2 separate regions of the Homo sapiens genome follow, and region 1 is linked to region 2. The links are chromatin loops, found by intact Hi-C in ENCODE. Cell type or tissue: tibial artery. All regions are shown on one strand. Links, peaks and the distances in the headings refer to the core of each region. The heading gives the core; the rest is flanking DNA.

The links. Hi-C counts contacts between places; a loop is a spot of excess contacts. Peaks named below come from ENCODE experiments on the same cell type or tissue, not always from the same donor. Only the 100,000 strongest peaks of a DNase experiment are listed, where the experiment ranks them.
Region 1: a loop joins it to region 2, with 15 times the contacts of the local background. A loop is called at or near these places in 1 of 110 quality-filtered maps.

What each region holds. Positions count from the first base shown.
Region 1 is chr17:17,691,566-17,696,886 of GRCh38, forward strand. All of the region lies in intron 1 of RAI1 (retinoic acid induced 1), which reads left to right. Among named protein-coding and RNA genes, the nearest start is that of RAI1, 13 kb to the left of the region's middle. RefSeq lists enhancers at 1,391-2,105, 2,106-2,818 and a silencer at 3,017-3,446. In tibial artery, for the core only: no CTCF peak of the experiment used is centred there; DNase peaks (open chromatin) are centred at 2,466 and 2,821; H3K4me3 peaks cover 2,244 bases; H3K27ac peaks cover 5,000 bases.
Region 2 is chr17:16,482,473-16,490,182 of GRCh38, forward strand. All of the region lies in intron 1 of LRRC75A (leucine rich repeat containing 75A), which reads right to left. LOC124903936 (a long non-coding RNA gene) reads left to right here and starts at 3,182. Exons shown (of 3, transcript XR_007065641.1): 1 at 3,182-4,709; 2 at 4,898-4,974. RefSeq lists enhancers at 583-1,399, 1,656-2,582, 3,508-4,433, 4,434-5,358. In tibial artery, for the core only: no CTCF peak of the experiment used is centred there; DNase peaks (open chromatin) are centred at 4,068 and 4,269; H3K4me3 peaks cover 871 bases; H3K27ac peaks cover 1,622 bases.

The DNA of each region.
Region 1 (5,321 bases), core at 1-5,000, 1.2 Mb after region 2:
CCAGGCAAAGGCTCAGAGGCAGAAAGTGCAGGAGTGTGTTGTGGGTGGGGAGGCTACCAGGCACCTGGTGTGTGCCCGGGGAGAAGTCAGAAAAAGGCCTGGCCTCGGGGGGCCCAGGAAGTGGCTTCCAGAGGTGGGGAGAAGGCAAAAGAGAGGACTAAACCCTTTAGTCTGTTTGAGGGAACTCCAGCCCCCAGCATGTTGCTCTCTGGGGGATCCAGCAGGGCCAGGTGGGCAGTGGGAGCACCCTAGCCCCAGGTGCTACCTTCCAGCCTGGGGCCAAGCCTTTTCCCTTTCTCTCATTTGCAGCTTTCTGATAGGTGGGAAAGAGAAGCAGGAAAAAAGAGCAGAGGAAAAACAATATTTTCATTTCAAACACAGATAGGGGTGAGGGAGGCGGGAAGTAATCTGGTTTATGATACCTTTGAGACAAGCACAGAAAATCCCCACCGTGGCCCGAAATAGCACTAAAACAGACGTTTTGCCAAATCAGACTTAATTGAGTGGCTCTCTTCTTGACTCCAGCAGGATGTGGCTGGAGCTGGCTTTGTTCCCTTGGGGTGACACTGTCCCCTGGGGCCCCTGCCCTGGCTAATTAAACAAAGAGGACCTGGTCTCCTAGGCAGGACAGGAGCCTGGGGAGCTGAACTTGACAGCCCTTGGCCTCTGCCTGAGAGGGCCAGAAATGGTTACAGGGGTTGGGAAGGTGGGGGGTTCCTGACAGGAGGGCCAACTGAGTGAAAGCATTGGTGGGAGAGGCCTGGTTCCTCTAATATGTGAATATCTGTCTCTTTGGATGCTGAAAGGGATGGAGAAAAGCCAGCATTGAGTGCCTACTATTGTGCCAGGCATTGGGTGGTCCTCGCTAAGTCTTATTAACTGCCCTATATCCATTATCAAGGAAACTGAAGCACAGAGAGGTTAAGTGATCTGCCTGAGGTCACACAGCAACCAAGTGGCAGAGCTAGGATTAGAAATCACATCCGCAGGCTCCAAAGCCAGGCCCTGCCTGCTGCTTACCCCCTTCCCCATGTTAGTCACTCATCCATTCGGGAGCTAATTCCTGGCTATGAAATAATATTGTGACCTTGTGGGAAGTGAAGGCTTGCAGTCAGACAGCCATGAGCTTGGCTTCTGACCAAAGCAGTTTTTCTTTTCATGGTTTTCTCCCTCAGAACCTCCTCTTTCCTCATCTATCAAGTGGGCATAATCATGCCTTTATCCTGGAGTTGCTGTAAGGGTTAAATTCAGCACAGAAAGGGATGGAAGGGGAAGGAGGAGGTCCTTGGGCCACCCAGCTTGGCAGGGTGCAATAAAAGAGTCCTAGGTAGAGGGAGCCAGGCAAGATTGCAATATCTCTGTGCCTATCAGTGTTGGGTTTCTTTATTTGAAAGGGGAGAGAGGGCAGACTCCACTCTGCAGGTAGAGAAGGTGGTGTGGAATGCGGGTATTTATTTTTCTTTGCCTGTGAAAGCCCTGTTTTCGCTCAGGCTGTGTAGGGCTTCCCGACACTGCCATGGGTGCGCACATCTGCACACTCTGGGGTGCCTGCCATGCAGAGGCATCTGCCCAGGGTGGGCACTGAGGGCATCCACCATGTGACGCCCCCGTGCAGCCTGTAAGCTCTCATCACAGTGCCTGGGATACCTGGGAGTCCCCAGAAAGAGTGAGGATGGGTGAGGGCCATGAAACCAGGGCATCATTCCTCCACCTCCTCTGATCAGGCCCTCCTGGTCCCATTCATCTCCTTATCTCCTGGCAGCCAGTGGGTTGCTGGGAAGGCAGGGGCAGCCTTCCTGATTGACAAACAAAACAAGCTTGATCACAAAAGGAGAGGGGAGACTGGCTGGGCCTCTCCAGCTCCCCTCCCCGTGCCCCAGGCATCTTTCTTGCTCCACCCAACTGGCACCCTACATTCTAAGATGCTGCGAGGGGGCTCCAAAGCCATTGTCGAAGGTCAGGCCACCCAGGCTAGGAGCCCCTTGCACTGGGGAGGTGGATTCAAGGAGTGATGGGGTTGCCATGAGGCGGCGCTTGCTGCAATGGCCGCCCCTCCTTCCCTTCAGCTGGCTGGGCAGGCAGCTTGGAGAGGAAGCCAGGCGGCAGGTAGCTGAGAAAGACATCGGATCCAGGGGGAGCAGCAGAGAAAGCAAACAAACAGGGCTTTGTGTGGCTGCAGATTGGCGGCTCAGAAGGGAAGCCAGGCCTGTGGTAGGGGGAAGGGAGAGGAAGGAACGGGAGACCAGGCCATTGCTCTGGGCCAGAGATCGGCGGCTGGACCAGCCCGGGCTGGGCGGCCGGGAAGTAGCGAGTGCCACTACGTGTGGACAGGCATCTGGAGTCACAGCCTGGCCGAGTCCCAGCTCTGCCACTTCACTCCTTAACAGATCTGGGCTTGTTTGCCCACCTAATCTGGGCAGTCATTCACACGTAGGACTCGCTGGCTTAGGAGGAGAGTCACCTGTCCTGGCCCAGTCAGTGTCTGCTCTCATCCTACCCTTGTCCCGTCATTGCTGGCAGGACACAGAATCAAAGGGATTCAGGGTCTCCTGGGAGCTGCTAGCCTTGCCGGGTCTCCTGGGAGGGCAGCGACTTCTGCTTAGATCTGTGGGCACTTTGGAGTCTTTGACCGGGGAGGCAGCCGTGCTGAGGGGAAACGGGTTCTCTGCCCAATAACGGATGCCTGGGGTGTAGGTGGGCAGAGGCTGGCATCAGGCCTGAGGAACCAAACTGCCCCCTCCTCGTCGCGGTGGAGACGCACGAGGTGCGGGGAGGAACATAGCCAGGAAGACGGGCCTTCCTGTGGGGAGGGAGGGGCATCTTTTCTGGGGTGTGAGTCACATTCTGGATCCCAGCGAGGGCAGCCCCCAACCTGGCCCACCTCTCAGAGGGCTGGGAGGGCCCGGGCCTCGAGGAAAGGCATAGGTAGGAGCTGTCAGGCCAGACGCCCGGGCAGCTCCACGCTCGCCTCCGAGGCCATTTCCTTTCCTCTCTCCCCGACCTCGAGAAGGGGCGGCGAGAGGGCAAATGCCCGCGCTTCCTGCCGGTCCCGCCCCTCCCCGCCCGCGGCGCCCACCATCTTGGCCGCGCCGGAGCCTCCTCCGCGGTGGCGTCCCACAGGCCGCGGTCGGGGCCCGCGACGCCGACGCCGGGAGGGGGCCCGGGACCTTCGGGGCGCTGAGGCCAGGCGGGGGGCGAGGCGGGGCGGGCCGCTCGCGTCGCCATGGCAGCGCCCGGCCCGGCATGCTTCGCGGGGCCGCGGGGCGGGGCGGGGTGCTGAGGCCCCGCCCCCTGGCGGATCCCGGGTCTTTTTCCGGGAACGCGGGGGCTTCCAGTCCCAGCGTTGCGGCCGGCGCTTGCGGGTTACCGGGCCAGGCGGCGCGCATCTCTGGGCCTCGTTCTCCCACTCCCTGGATGTTTGGGGATAATGAAAGAGAGTCTGTGCGGGTTAGCCTCGGGACGGGCTCTGCTTACCGAGCCCGGCAACCCCACGGCAGGGGCCTCGGGAAGCCGCTTCCGAGGGCCAGGATAATGGGGAGACTGGACCCCTACCGCTTGGGGGCTATTAAAAGTGGAGGCCAGGCGGCCTCTCAGCTGCAGTCTCTGGGTCTCGAGCTCTTCCCCGGAACTGTCCATGGGTCAGTGAGGACCTACCCTTTGCCCTAGGGCAGGAGAAAGAAGGGGGCCGGGACTGCACACCTCACCCGGTCCAGGCCTGGACCCTGCAACCTCGGCCGGCCTCCCTCCAGCCCAGGAGCACAGGCCTCCCCTAGTTGGCAGTCGTTGGACTGTCTGGCTGGGAGGCACATTCCTACCTCCTGAGCTCGGGCACCCCGCCTGCCCTGGGGGAGCCTCTTCCAGAACTTTGCTGCCAACACTGCCCTGTCCCCACCCGGCCTTCTCGTGCCCTAAGTCCCTAGTTACTACTCCACAGCCGCCTTCTTTCCCCTGGTCTTTCTCTCTCTCTTTTTTTTTTTTTGAGCTAGAGTCTCCCTTTGTCGCCCAGGCTGTAGTGCAGTGGCGTAATCTCCGCTCACTGCAACCTCCGGTTCCCAAGTTCAAGCGATTCTCCTGCCTCAGCCTCCCGAGTAGCTGAGATTACAGGCACTTACCACGGCTAATTTTTTTGTATTTTTAGTAGAGACGAGGTTTCACCTCGTTGGCCAGGCTGGTTCCAAACTCCTGACCTCAAGTAATCCTCCCACCTTCGCCTCCCTAAGTACTGGGATTGCAGGTGTGAGCCACTATGCCCGGCCTCCCCTAGTCTCTTAAGAGGCACCGATTCAGCTACCCTTTGTCACCTCCTACCTGTACTGAGTAGGCAGCTAAATTGAATGTCGGCCTTTGGGTCTCCGAAGGGAGGCTGTATGCTGGTTGAGAGGCTGTCCTCGCGCCTTTCTCCCTCCTCACCCAGGGCACATGCACAAAGAGGCTGAGAATCGGCTACAGTTGCAGCAGAAGAGACTCAGGGTTGCCATCGGAAAGAACTTCCCAGTCCTAAGCATTTTGTTCTTAGTGAAATTGTCAGATTATTGATATGTTGGTTGTAGAGATATCCAAAAATACAAGAAAAAAGTAAAAACTTTATAATTCCACCAGCAGTATATAACTACTGTCAACATACTTTCTGTAGATGTATGATAAACCACTTATGATACATCTACGGAGTCATGCTGTATATTTGGTTTTGTAAGGCACTTGGTGGTTTTAATAGCTTTTTTCTCACTATAAAAGGAGGACAGGCTTATTATAGACTTTTGGAAAATATGACAAATTAAAAAAAAATTCACCCGTACTCTCAGTCTCCAAAGGCAGCCACAGTTGTCTTCCCTCAACCCCCCCACCACCCGTTCATGGGGTTTTTCGCTTTGTGTTTTTTGTCTGTTTAGGTATGCCATCATTACTTCTGTATATAGCAGTTGATATTCCGCTTTTCTTACTTAATGCTGTTTAAGATGCTCCTGAACCACGTTCTTGGGAGAACTTCCGAGATGAGGCAGACATTTCTGGGGGTGATTTGTTGGACTGGCTGTTCACTTTCTGAGTTTGTCCTCTCCCTACCTGTAGCCCCCCGACAGAGCCCTTCTCCATTGCCAGTAACCAATGATATGCAGCTTGGGTCAGGGGGTCCTGCTTGCTGGGGGCCCAGGAGGCTGCCTAGTGTGGACAGGGACATGCAAGACTCATGGCCCGATGCTGAGATCTGGGCTCCAATAGTAAGGGGCTTTACTCTGGCCCAGATATGCCAGGTTTCAGGGAGGTCTCAGACCTTGGCCTCATCCTCATTCGGGGCCTCCTTTGCCTGGGCACACTCAGACCCG
Region 2 (7,710 bases), core at 1,450-6,449:
GGAGAGGGACAGGCTTGAGGACCAGGGCCGCTGGGAGGCACCAGCAGAGCAGGTCAGGCAAGCCCACCTAGGAAGTGGGGGAGACGGGGCTTCCCACAGGTCCTGGGCCTAGCGCCTGTGTCCACTCATGAGCCCCACTGAGGAAAGGGGTTTGCCCAGCAGCCAGTGTGTGCCGTGCCCTGCACCTGTGTAGGCCCCCATGGCCAGAGACAAGGGCAGAGCTGGAATCTGACCATGGCCAGCCCTGCAGTCACTTGCCAGTCCTCTATGGCATCAGCGACTGCCCTGAGCCCTTCTAGAAATTAGCATCTTGGCCGGCCCTGCTTTCCCTACTTGTCCCAACTGGTGCCAGCTCCACTTAGGTGCCCAGGGACGTATGCTGAGTGAAAGAACCAAGTACTAGTGCACAGTCAGGTGCCAGGCAGGGTTCTTGCCCTCTGAAGGCAAAGGTCCTGAAGCTCGGCTGGGGCTGGCAGGTCTGGGTCTCTGTGGACAGGACAGAGGCTGGAGTGGGGACAGGCTCCATCCAGACGAGCATGGAGAGCAGCCCCTCAGAGAAGGAAGCCAGAGTGGGAAGTAGAGGGAGGGGAGAGAGACCAGATGTGCAAGGGGCCAGAGCAGCCCCACAGTAGGCAGAAAGGTGGCAAGGGAGCCAGGCACTGAGTCATGTGGACAGCAGGTCCCAGCAGAGCCTGCCCCAGCCTCATTACCCTCCCCAGTGCTCTGAGATGAATGGTTTGTGGCACACAGGGCAGCTCGGGCCTCTGTGAGGGCTGGGCTTTGCTCATGTGTGAAAGTCTGCAGGTTCCCTGGTTCTGGCCTCTGCCCCTGGCACCATGTGATGTGGCCTTTCACCCTCCGTCAGCTAGGACTGCGGTCAGCACAGACAGGTTGGCCTCGGCAGTATGGGGGTCGGCCCCAGTACCTGGTGGGGAGGTATCTGTCCCCTCTCTGTCCTGGGACCGCTGCATCCCAGCTCTTGCACCAGCTGAGGCCAAGGTGGGTGACCTTAGGGTTCGAATGTGAATCTGGCTCAGGGCCTGGAAGAAATAACTGACCACACATGGGAATGAATGGGTCTTTCCAAAACCACAGGCACCTGGTGGAATCTCAGCAGTGGTAGGGAAACTCAGGGGTCATTTCGCCCACCACTCCTTCATTCTGGAACTGGGGAAACTGAGGCCAAAGAAGGGAAAGGGCTGGGCAAGTTAGGGTTTCCACTGGGGCCAGAACTGAGGGCTCCTGGCTCCCAGTGAAGCCAGCCTCCCTTCTGTGCCACGCTGCGCACCTGTACTGGTGGTGGCTTCTGGGGTCCTTGCCATCCCTCCCGGAGGAAGGGAAACAGCTGCTGCCATGGTTTTCTCCTGGTGGGTTGCCTGTTGCATCCCCAGTTCCTAGACTGGTGCCTGGAGGAACAGGAACTCGATTGTTGAATAAATGATTTAATGCATACTACTTTTTTAATTTTCTGCTCATCTAATTTTCTCATTTTTCTATAATTGTATATTGCTTTTATAATATTTTAAAAACCACCATTTTTACTTTAAGCAACATTGTGTCAACTTCACAAAACCACCTAATGAGGCCGGGTACAGTGGCTCACGCTTGTAATCCCAGCACTTTGGGAGGCTGAGGTGGGCGGATCATGAAGTCAAGAGATCGAGACCATCCTGGCCAACATAGTGAAACCCCGTCTCTACTAAAAATACAAAAATTAGCCAGGCATGGTGGTGTGCGCATATAATCCCAGCTACTCAGGAGGCTGAGGCAGGAGAATTGCTTGAACCTGGGAGGTGGAGGTTGTAGTAAGCCAAGATGGCGCCATTGCACTCCAGCCTGGCGACAGAGCGAGACTCCGTCTCAAAAACAAACAAACAAACAAACAAACAAAAAACAAAAAAAAATCCACCCCCTAAGCAGCAAAATAAACATGAGAAAAGGCTTTATGGACTAGAAAGCCATGTGCAGATTGGGGAGGTGTCCCTAATGCCTGCTCTCCTGCCCAAGGCACGGCTGACACTCAGACAATCAAATCGAGCCGGGCACCCTTCTTGACCGCCACCAACCACTTCCAGTTCTCATGGCCCCACTCCCCCACCTTCCCGCTGGCAAAGGATGGGAGGCTGAGAGGGGAGCTGACCAAGATCCGGCAGAGGAACAAGAGTCTGCTTCTCACCCAGGGAAGGGAAAAACACACAGCAGGGAAGACAAAATGAAAGAAACAGAGACACAAAGAAAAGCTGCAGGGAGTGGGAGGCAGAGAGGCAGAAAGACACGCGGACACTGAGGGCCGAGCAGGAGCGAGGGGCAGCTCTGAAGGTGGCCCCAACACACTCACATACGAGGGCACTCCCCACTCTCAGCTGTGCTCCTGTGTCTCTCCTGGTTAAGATAAAGTTAGAAACAACAAAATGCCACATCTCTTTGAGCAGCAGCCGTCGGCAGAGCTCCATATGGCTGCAGCAGCCAGGAGTCTGAGCTAATAAAAGTTAAAAAAAAAAAAAAAAAGCTGGGAAATGCTCCTGGAGAGCCACGTGGGCACTGCTCAGGGCCGGGTGGGGGTAGGGAGGAGAGCAGGCACCATAGGAGGGGGTCCCCGCCCCTGCTTGGCGCGCCAAGGTCTCTGTTCTCATTCAGAACACCCAGCCCTTCTAGTAATGGTGAGTCCAAGACGCAGCAACCAAATGTGCTGTTTTAGATGCCTGGGCCCTCTCCTACCTCCATTCCAGTTTCTCTTAATGGGAGAGGATATGACAGTCAGTGCTGAAAGTTTGCGTCCCCTCCTCTCCATTCTCAAATGTATATGTTGAAATCCTAACCCCCAAGGTGATGGTATCGGGAGGTGGGGCCTACGGGAGGTGATTCAGTCATAAGGCTAAAGCCCTCATGAATGGGATTGGTGCCCATATAAAAGAGACCCCAGAGAGACCCTTCATTCCTTCCACCATGCCAGAATGCAGCGAGAGGGTACCATCACCAGAAAGCAGCCTCACCACACAGTGAATCTGCCAGCACCTTCATCTTGGACTTTCCAGACTCCAGACTGTGAGAAATAAGTATCTGCTGTTTATAAGCCACCCAGTTTATGGTATTTTGTTATAGCAGCCGGAAAGGACTAAGACAGTCGGCAAGAACAGCCAGGAGGAGCCAGGACAAGCAGTGTGTGTGTGTGTGTGTGTGTGTGTGTGTGTGTGTGTTCGTGTGTGTGTGTGTGTGTGTGTATGCGTGGGCGCGCATGCGTGGTTTTCTTGCAGGGCACCGGCAGCACTGCTCTTGGTGGGGAAGGGGAGACAGATGGCTGGCTGAGGATCCCCACACTGCGGGGAGAATCTCCAATGCTGACCCCACCCCCTCTGCATCCTGATGGAGGAGTTGGAGAAGACCCTGGTCACTGGATAACCCTTCTTCAAGGAGTCTCTCCCCTGCAGACAGGGAGTGGGGATGCAGGGAGGAATCATGGCTTCCACCCCACAGGTTACAGCGGGGTGGGGGAATACCCAGGCCCACGGTCACAGTAGAAACACTTCAGAAGTCTGAGCCAAACCCCGCTGTCTCCTGAGAGAGAACGCCAGGGACAGAGGCTGGAGGAAGTGTGTGCCTGATGGGAAGTTTCAATCCATTCTGTAAGAATTTCCTGAAAACAGACTGTGTGCCAGTTTTTATGGCCTCTGCCCCAGAAAAGCACGCATGGCAATGAAATGACACTGGGGGGAGGGGAGGGTGCACCCACCCTGACGGTCCATGGATGGAGGCCAGGGTACTTTAGGACCTCTGAAGACAGCAAAGCAGTTTCTGGTAATCTCTGAGGAGGTGGCATTTGTTCCAGAAAAAAGGACCCCCCAACCCCATCCCACAGCCTCACCAGACCCTAAAGTCAGAATAACCGGCCCAGCTACAGCCCCTGCGGTCGTGCTTAGCCACTACAGAGGCTGCTATTTCCCCAGCCAGTGTCCCTGGCAGCCTTGGAAACCAATGAAGCAGGCTCTGACACAGGAATCCCTCTGCATCTTTATCACTGGAAAAGCCTCGATCCAGCCCAGGCAGAGAGCGGCGGATTTTAAAAAGGAAGGTTTCTCTTTGTGAAGGAAATGAACATGATTCAGCACAAGAGCCGATCAGGAATGTGGAGGCCAGACTCTCCCATCAGGCTCCGCTCCCCTCCCGCCACCTCGGCAGAGGCCCCAGACTGCACCTGCCGGATGGGATCCCGTAGTGCCACAGAGCCTGGGCACCATGCCACTCCTCTCTCCAAGAACACCACCGCCTGGCAGGCTGCCAGGAACAGCCAAGCCCTGTGGACATCACTCCCAGAAATCCAACCACACGGAAAGCAAACGTGCTGTGTCTCATGACAGTACTAACAAGCCTGGTAAATCAGCCCACAGTTGCACAGCCGTAGCTGGGGAATCCAAGTGCTTTCTGAGGACACACTGACGACAGCAGCAGACACACACGCGTACGCACATCTTCACGGCACACAGACTCACTAAGGTATGCCACGAGCCTACAGGTTTTCAATACCATACAGTGGATAACAGTGGTGGTGGTGGGTCTCCGCCCTCAGGAAGCACTTGACCTTATCTGACAAACAAAAGGAACATCAGGGAAAAACTCTGCATGGATTGAATGCCTCCCAGTGTGGCAGGAACTAAGAGCCACATGGATCTCTGAGCTTCGGCTGACATGCCCAGGAAGGTGGCCCTGGAAAGGTAAGGTGCATTCAGTGGAAACATGAAAAGCATTCCAGGTGGAGGAAGAAGAGCAGGCCCAGCGTAGGGCCCCCCTGCTCGGTGTCTGGTAGCCTTCCAACCTGCTTGCCTAAAGAAGTGTTCTTAGGTGGAGGTGGAAGGAAAAAGGTGACCTTCTGAGGTCATTATGCTCATCTTTCTGCTTCTAGGTAGTAACGACCTGTCCAGTCTCCACATCTCCAGGGAGTCTCCAGGTGTCTGTCCATTGCTCAGCTCCACTTGAGGGGTGAGTTAAACTCTTAGGTCCTGGCTCTGTGGCCCAGGCTGGAGTGCAGAGGCTTGATCTCGGCTCACTGCAACCTCTGCTTCCCAAGCTCAAGCCATCCTCCTACCTCAGTCTCCCAAGTAGCTGGGACTACAGGTGCACACTACCACACTTGGCTAGTTTTTGTATTTGCATTTGTAGAGACAGCCATGTTGCTCAGGCTGGTCTTGAACTGGTGAGCTCAAGTCATCTGCCTGCCTCAGCCTCCTAAAGTACTGGGATTACAGGTGTGAGCATTTCGCCTGGCCTCAGTGGTTCTTGTTGGCATTAGCTGATGTGGTTCCTGTTCCCAGGTGCAGAGTGAAGCCAGCCTCACCACCCCAGACAGCAGCAGGAACCAGGATTCCAGGCCCTAGCCATACCACTGGGAGGCCCAAACAAGTTAACATAGGAACAGCCCTGCTTAAGAGGTGTGCGCCACACTTCGAGTAAACCAACCCCATCAGCCTCTTCTCATGGGAAAGCTGGGGTGCTGGTGAACACGAAGACAGGGGCTACCTCAGCTGGGTGTATCCCAGGGAAACAGACGCCTTTTTCTGCTGCTCCATGACGCAGGCCGACAGCTCAGTCTAAAATTTTGAGGACTCAGGGAAACTGCTGGGGTGAAGAGATGACAGCTCACCCTCAAGGTGGCCTGGCACTTGCCCTCTCTCAATGGCGGAAGGTTATTTCTTCTCCAGGGCTCCTTAAAGACAGCAGGCCTGAGCCCAAGGGGAAGGACATCTGGGGAAGGGGAAAGCCTGGAAGGATGGCGGCCAGGAAAGGGCAGAGGAATGGCCTCTCCCATCCAAAGCTGGCTTGTTTTATCTCCACGAGCATTCGCTCCAGATGCTTCTAAATGTGCAGTGAGTTTTTGATCCAGACTGAACCCTGGCCAGGTAGATGGAATCCAAAAAATTCTTGGGCCATGCCTGAGAAAGGATGCCACAACCCTGCCCCTACTGGGGCCAGACCCAAAGTGAGTAAGGCAGATTCTCCTGTTTCACAGTCACCAAGAGAATGTGTCTTGAATGGCAGCACCAACACCATTTCATTCACTTTGTAGCATTTGCTGTGCTCAGTACCCCAGATCCCTCTTTGGGAAACAAAGAAACACAACTCAGAGAGGTTATCTGCTGGGCCCAAGGTCACAGCTGACTGAGGACCGGAAGGCGAGCTGCCTACTTGATCCTTGGCCCTGGACTCTTCTCAGATTACACTTATCTTAAAGGGAAGGGGATTACTTTCTGTTCCTTCAAGGCAGCTGCCTGGCATCCTGCCTGCACCCCTGGCCACAGCTCAGGGTCATTTGTGCTGAATGAGGCCTCCTGATACCTCTCCAGCAAGTGACAAGCTGGAGAGACGCCCTCCAAATCTTAGATGCTGAAGAGGGGCATTCAGAAGAAGTGGCACCAGCAGCCACAATCCTTCAGCCCACCGTGAACTGCCACACATGCACCCGGGTCAGGTCCCTGTTTCCAGATCCCCAGCCTGGAGCAAGTCACAGCAGGGAGAAGGGTGGTATTGGACTGGAGCAGAGATTCTGAGCTTGGAGTCTGTAGCTGGGTTTCAGGGGCTTTGTGAACCCTCCGAAATTGCCTGTGAGATTGCGTGAGTCAGTGCATTTGCCTGGGAAGATTGTGTGTAGCTTTTTCAGAGCCTCAAAAAGATCAAGGACTCAAAGAGGCTAAGAAGCACAGGAACAAAGGCTCCCGAGTCCCCACCAGCCATATGGCTCTGGGCATACACAAATCCAGCAGCCAAACCCAAGTTATCAAATGCAGGAGAACATGCTGTGTGAATGGAGGTGAGGGCTACTGTCCTCGCTGCTGCCCCTCCCTGGTTCTGTGCCTGCTCATTGACTCCCACCCCAGAGGCCTGCATGACATTCCTGCAGAACAGGGTGCCCCACGCTTTGCAGACCCCTGTCTTTACTGGCTGTCTTGCTGAGGAAGAGGTTCTTGCTGGTCTGACCCCTGTGAGGCTTGTGTGTTCTCAAGGCTCTCACTAGCTGCTCATTCCCTTTCTGAACATCACCACCACCAGACTAGAGAAGGAAACTGGAATGGAAAGGAAAATGCAATTTTGGAGAAAGAGCCACTTCAGTGCACAGCACAAATCCAGCTGGACATTCCTCCAAATGGCCTCAGGGTCCTAGAAAGCCACCTCTCTGTCATAGGCAAGTGAACACTCCTGTGCTCCACTCCCACACTGCTCAAGGCCCATGACCACTTTCGGGAGGGGTCCTGCTCCATCCGTTCCAGGCCACACAGGGCAGCTCCAGGCCCACGGCCCTTGCATCCCCAGCCAGGGGTTAAGGGAGCCCAACAGGAGCCCAGAAGCCCAGAGCCTGAGGACCTGCTGCTTTCACAGAAAAGGGGGAAGTCTGATAAGCCCCCTCCCACCCCCCCATCAGCCCTCCCAGTCCTGCAGCTGAGGCGGGTACCAGGACACCAATAAGACCCATGTGCAGATGTCTGAGGAAATGCTTCTTGTTTCAAGGATCCCACAGTGGGGCTGCAGGGGCTTATCTACTCTCCCTCAAGGCAGGGAGAAGCTCAGTGTCCCCAGGATGTGGAATCACACTCAGCCCTACAGGGACTGGGGAGCCCAAAGTATCTGCCCACTTTGGGTCCAGTCTCCTCCCGTGGGCCTCCAAGCGGCCCTCCATCATGCAAGCTTCGCTCTGGTCTTGCACCCTCCAAGAAGTGCTTGCCA